Linked DNA regions of Homo sapiens: region 2 is linked to region 1. A link is an interaction called in ENCODE POLR2A ChIA-PET data of the cell type or tissue named here. Cell type or tissue: OCI-LY7. All regions are shown on one strand. Links, peaks and the distances in the headings refer to the core of each region. The heading gives the core; the rest is flanking DNA. Region 1 overlaps SNAP23 (synaptosome associated protein 23). Region 2 overlaps STARD9 (StAR related lipid transfer domain containing 9).

Region 1 (2,917 bases), core at 220-2,719:
TCTCCTGTCTCAGCCTCCTGAGTAGCTGGGATTATAGGTGTGCATCACCACGCCTGGCTAATTTTTGTATTTTTAGTAGAGACGGGGTTTCACCATGTTGGCCAGGCTGGTCTTGAACTCCTGACCTTAGGTGATCTGCCCACCTTGGCCTTCCAGAGTGCTGGGATTACAGGCGTGAGCCACCGCACCTGGCCTCTTGCTTGCTTGTTTTCTTATCTCCTCCCTTCCTCCCTCCCTCCCTTCCATTTCTTTTCCTTCTTTCTTTTCTTTTCTTTTTTTTTCTTTCTTTTTTATTTTTTTTGAGACAGAGTCTTGCTCTTGTCACTCAGGCTGGAGTGTAGTGGCATGATCTCGACTAACTGCAACCACTCCCTCCCGGGTTCAAACGATTCTCCTGCCTCAGCCTCCCGAGTAGCTGGGACTACAGGCGCCCACCACCACACCTGGCTAATTTTTGTATTTTTAGTAGAGATGGGGTTTCACCATTTTGGCAATGGCTGGTCTTGAACTCCTGAGCTTGTGATCCGCCAACCTCGGCCTCCCAAAGTGCTGGGATTATAGGCGTGAGCCACTGTGACCGGCCCATTTCTTTTCTTTCTTTGGGGTCTTGCTCTGTCAGGCAGGCTGGAGTGTAGTGGGGATCATGGCTCACTGCAGCCCTGAACTCCCAGGCTCAAGTGAACCTCCTAACTCAGTCTCCCAAGTAGCTGGGACTACAGGCACTGGTCACCACACCTGGCTATTTTTGTTGTTACTTTTTGTGGAGACAGAGTCTTGTTGTGTTGCCTAGGCTGGTCTCAAACTAGCCTCAAGCCGTTTTCCTACCTCAGCCCTCAAAAGTGCCAGAGTTACAGGCATGAGCCGCTGTGCCTAGCCAATAGACTTCTTTTCATTTTCTAAATTAATGTAGATTATTTTCAGCTTCTGAAATAATAGAAGACAGTTGAAAACCATGATTACTGTGGTCTATTTCTCCTTCAATTTAACTGTCTTCTTTGAGTCTGTAGAAGAGATAAAATTTCATGGTCTTATAGAAAGCATCTGAAATTTTGAAATGAGCCATCATATAGGATTGCTTGACCTATTTTCCAATATTCAGCAGCTCTCATATGATCTATTGTTTGTTAAGGGGGCGGTGGATACAGTCAACAGAAAAAACTTTTTTTTTTTTTTTGGAAACAGGGTCTTGGTCTGTTGCCCAGGCTAGAGCACAGTGATGCCATCTCGGCTCACTGTACCCTCTGCCTCCCAGGTTCAAGTGATTCTTGTGCCTCAGCCTCCTGAGTAGCTGGGACTACAGGCATGCGCCCCATGCCCAGCTAATTTTTTGATTATTTGTAGAGAACGGGTCTCACTATGTTGCCCAGGCTGGTCTTGAATTCCTGGCCTCAAGCAGTCCTCCTGCCTTGGCCTCCTAAAGTACTGGGATTACAGACGTGTGCCACCACTCCCAGCTCCAGAAAGACTCTTTATCAGACCATGAATTATACTTAATTTGCGAGTAGATCCCGACTTGAATAATCAATCTGCTCTTTACTGACACAGCCGCCTTGGGTAAGTTACCTAAACTGAGCCTTAGTTTCTCCATCTGTAAAATAGTATAATGAAGATAATGATGTAGATAAATACTTAGTAGGGTATCTGGTGCCTAAGAGGTACTCAGTGAACTTTTCTTTCCCTGCCTAGGTTTAAATTAGAAAAGAAAAAGGTCAAATTAGGAGTCTTTTAGTAAGCCCAAGTGAACCATAGCATGAGAAATAGGGTGTAAAAGCACTGAGAAAAATCTTGCATTTTCCTCTGAAAGGCACACTATTAGCATAGTATAAGTTCCCAGCAGCACTGGAAAAATGACACAAGTATTTAATAGATTAGATTAAATCTGAGAAAAGTACGTTTAATGGCATCTTTGTATCAACTGATGTTTTATTTTTCATCCCACCCCACCAGTTCTCTTTTCTGTAATATTCTGGGTAACCTTTTCCTGATTCCGTAAGGAAAATGTCTGCAGAGAATAATAAATATGAGTAAGGCTATGTAGCTAATTATAGGTTACATTCTCTCTGACTCGTCTCAGCAAACTTACAAAGACCAATAAGAACTTGAGGAGTATTATTCCTTGTCTGTCTTTGTCCTTCCCCTTACAATTCTACTTTGACTCTGTTACTTTCATATACAGTTGACCCTTGAACAACATGGGCTTGAACTGCGTGGGTCCACTTATAGGTAAATTTTTTTTTCAGTAAATACAATCAGCCCTCCGTATCAGCAGGTTCCACATCTATAACCAAATGCAGATAGAAAATATGGTATTCAGCCAGGTACGGTAGCTCATCCCTGTAATTCCAGAACTTTGGGAGGCTGAGGTGGGAGGATTGCTTGACCCCAAAAGTTTCAGAAGTTTGAGACCAGCCTGGATAACATAGTGAGACCCTGTCTCTATAAAACAGCTTAAAAATTAGCCGGGCATGATGCATGCACCTGTAGTCCCAGCTATTCAGGGGGCTAAATGGGAGGATTGCTTGAGCCTGGGAGGGCAAGGCTGTAGTGAACCTGATTGCACCACCGCTCTCCAACCTGGATGACAGAGTGAAGCCTTGCCTCAAAAAAAAAAAAAAAGAAAGAAAGAAAGAAAAGAAAATACGGTATTCATACATGCAAAACTCCCGTCTACAGAGGGCGGACTTTTATATCTGCAGGTTCCTCAGGGCCAATTGGTATCCACAGGCAGTACTGAATCCAACCCTCTGAGCGACAGCCACACTAAACTTGTGCTCAAAACCCTCAAGAACACAGAGTAATCTTAGGCAGCTGCATCCTGGCGTTAGCATGCCAAACTTGGGAGTAGATATCTGTTACTTGTCTTGCGTGTTGTCTGGTCAGGGAAGAAAAAAATATTAAGCAGAACTTCGAGTTCACA
Region 2 (2,917 bases), core at 295-2,794, 110 kb after region 1:
TTTTTCTTGTCCCCAGATATTTTTTTTAATCTTTTCCTATCTTAATCTGGCATTATCTATTTCATTGTTTTTCCAAAGAAATTGCTTTTGTAAATATTTATTCTTTATAACACATTTTGTTTTCTAGTCTGTTAATTTCAGTTTTTACTCTTTTATTTCAGTTTTTCACTCTTCCTAATTTTGTTGAATTTTTAAAAATTTAAATTTACATATGGTAAAGTTTACTTTTTTGGTGTACATTTCCATGAATATTTACACATGCATAGATTCTTGTAATCACCACAGACAGGACACAGAATGATTTGAACAACTCCAGGAATTCCCAAGTGCTGCCCCTTTGTATTCACACTATCCTGCCACCCTAACCCCTGGCAACCACTGATATGCTTTTTGTTCCTTTAGTTTTGCTTTTTCCAGAATCTCATACATAGACTTAATGTAGTATGTAACCTTTTAAGACGGGATTTTCAGCCTGGGCAACAAAGTGAGACATCTCTACAAAAAATTAAAAAAAAATTAGCCGGGCATGGTGGCACACATCTGTAGTCCCAGCTACTTGAGTAGCTGAGGTGGAAGGGGAGGGGTTTTAGGTTGCAGTGAGCCAAGATCGTGCCACTGCACTCCAGCCTGGGTGACAGCGCAAGACTGTCTCAAAAAAAAAAAAAAAATTCTCGTAAGGAACATGCAGCCTAGAACCCTCGCAGGCACCTGTGCAGTTTAATAGGGTTCACACTCTTGTGAAAATGTAATGCCTCTGCTGATCTGACAGGAGGCAGAGCTCAGGCAATGAAGTGAGCAATGGGAGAGTAGCTGTAAATACAGATGAAGCTTTACTTGCTCCTCGCCTGCCTGCCCACCACTCACCTCCTGCTGTGTGGCCTGGTTCCTGGTTGGGGAGCCCTGACTCAAGCTTTACCCAATTTCTTTTGGTTTATTTTGCTTTTGTTCCCACTCATTCCTTAAGATGAATATACTGTTGAGCTAATCAATGGCTAACTTGCCCTAAGGCTTGAGGTTGGGGTTGAATAAACGAGAGGCCTTTATTCAGATCAGCAGGAGGGGTTTCCTCCAGTAGGATTGTTTTGTTCTGGCATCTTTTAACTTTAAAGCTTCCCTTAAGCTGGTTTCTCTTCATGATTCTCCTTCCAGGTGACCATCTCTTTCCCTTGGCTCTTTGGGCCCAGCAGTGGTGAATTTCCATTTTTGTTGGTTCTAGGTTACTGGACTACTCTTTGTGGTTTCCTGCTTCTCACAGTTGACCTAAAAGGAAGAAGCTGAGGCAAAATAAGCAGAAAGTTTGTTTGGGCCAACTTGAGCATTGCAACCTGGGAGCAGAGGTTCAAGTTGCCCTGAATATACACTCCAATTAGCAGCAGTTATAAGTAGATTTTTTTTTTTTTCCGAGACTATGTCTCTACAGAAAATTAAAAAATTAGCTGGGCATGGTGGCTCGCACCTGTATTCCCAGCTACTCCAGAGGCTGAGGCAGGAGGGTTGTTTGAGCCTGGGAGGTCAAGGCTGCAGTGAGCTGTGATCACACCACTTCATTCCAGTCTGGGTAACAGAGTGAGACCTGTCTCAAAAAAAAAAAATTTTCAGGAAATTAAAGTGTTAATTGCTGCCATCTAATCCTTAGACTTCATTCAGGATTCACTGATTGTCCTAGTAAGATCCTTACAGCAAAAAGATTAAGTTCAGCATCACTTGTTGCATTTAGTTATCTTAACTCTAGTCTAATTCAGTCTGGAATAGGTCCTCAGTTTTTCCCTGATGTTCATGATCTTAACACTTACGAAGATTACAGGCCAATTATTTTGTAGAATGTCCCTTTTATTTTATTTTATTTTATTTTATTTTATTTTATTTTATTTTGGAGACAGAGTTTCCCTGTGTCGCCCAGGCTGGAGTGCAGTGGCACAATCTTGGCTCACTGCAACCTCCACCTCCAAGGTTCCAGCAGTTCTCCTGCCTCAGCTTCCTGTGTAGCTGGGATTATAGGTGCCTGCCACCATGCCTGGTTAATTTTGTATTTTTAGTAGAGATGGGGTTTCACCATGTTGGCCAGTCTGGTCTCGAACTCCTGACCTCAAGTGATCCACCCGCCTCAGCCTCCCAAAGTGCTGGGATTATAGGGGTGAGCCACCACCTGGTATACATGTCCCTTAATTTGGATTGTCCAGTGTCTCCTCATGATTACATTCAGATTATGTATCCTTGATACCAGTATCACTGAATTTACTTTGATTGCTTGATTAAGGTGGTGTCTGCCAGATTTTTTTCACTGTAAAGTTACTCTTTCTCTTCTTTGTAATTAATAAATATTTTGTATTTAATAAATATTTTGTAGGAAGTACTTTGAAACTATGTATTCCGGCCCTCATCAGACTTTCAAATTATTTATATCTGTGATCCATGGTTATATTATATATTATATCTTTGATTCATGGTTTCTCATTTTATACAGTGGATTACAACCTGTTACTATCATTGCTTATTGTGTTAAAAGAAAAATTTTAGACAAATTTAACAGAGCTTAATTGAGCAAAGAAGAATTTACAAATAAGGCAGCCCCTAGAACTACGATAGGTTCAGATACAGCCTGAGGCTGCCACATGGTTGGATAACACTTTTGGACAGAAAAAGGAAAGTGACATACAGAAAACAGAGGGATGAGGTACAGAAACAGCTGGATTGGTTACAGCTCATTTTCTTCATTTGAACACAGTTTGAACAGTTGGCTGTCTGTGATTGGTTGAAACTTGGCTACTTGTTACAAAAGTAGGTTACAGTCTGTTTATACATTTAGTTAGGTTATAATCACTATGTATGGAGAAACCCTTAGGACAAACTTAAAATCTGCAAGGAGACAGCTTTAGGCTAAACTTAACAATTGTGATGCTCATTTTGTTCCTGTTAG

Evidence for each region. ChIA-PET counts read pairs that join two places held together with the same protein. Peaks named below come from ENCODE experiments on the same cell type or tissue, not always from the same donor. Only the 100,000 strongest peaks of a DNase experiment are listed, where the experiment ranks them.
Region 2: POLR2A ChIA-PET joins it to region 1 with 17 read pairs; 7 of 35 experiments call an interaction of 5 or more read pairs at or near these places.

What each region holds. Positions count from the first base shown.
Region 1 is chr15:42,505,662-42,508,578 of GRCh38, forward strand. The region is part of intron 1 of SNAP23 (synaptosome associated protein 23); the gene reads left to right. Among named protein-coding and RNA genes, the nearest start is that of SNAP23, 11 kb to the left of the region's middle. In OCI-LY7, for the core only: no CTCF peak of the experiment used is centred there; no DNase peak of the experiment used is centred there.
Region 2 is chr15:42,618,900-42,621,816 of GRCh38, forward strand. The region is part of intron 3 of STARD9 (StAR related lipid transfer domain containing 9); the gene reads left to right. Among named protein-coding and RNA genes, the nearest start is that of STARD9, 45 kb to the left of the region's middle. RefSeq lists enhancers at 234-999, 1,000-1,764. In OCI-LY7, for the core only: no CTCF peak of the experiment used is centred there; a DNase peak (open chromatin) is centred at 1,272; H3K27ac peaks cover 972 bases.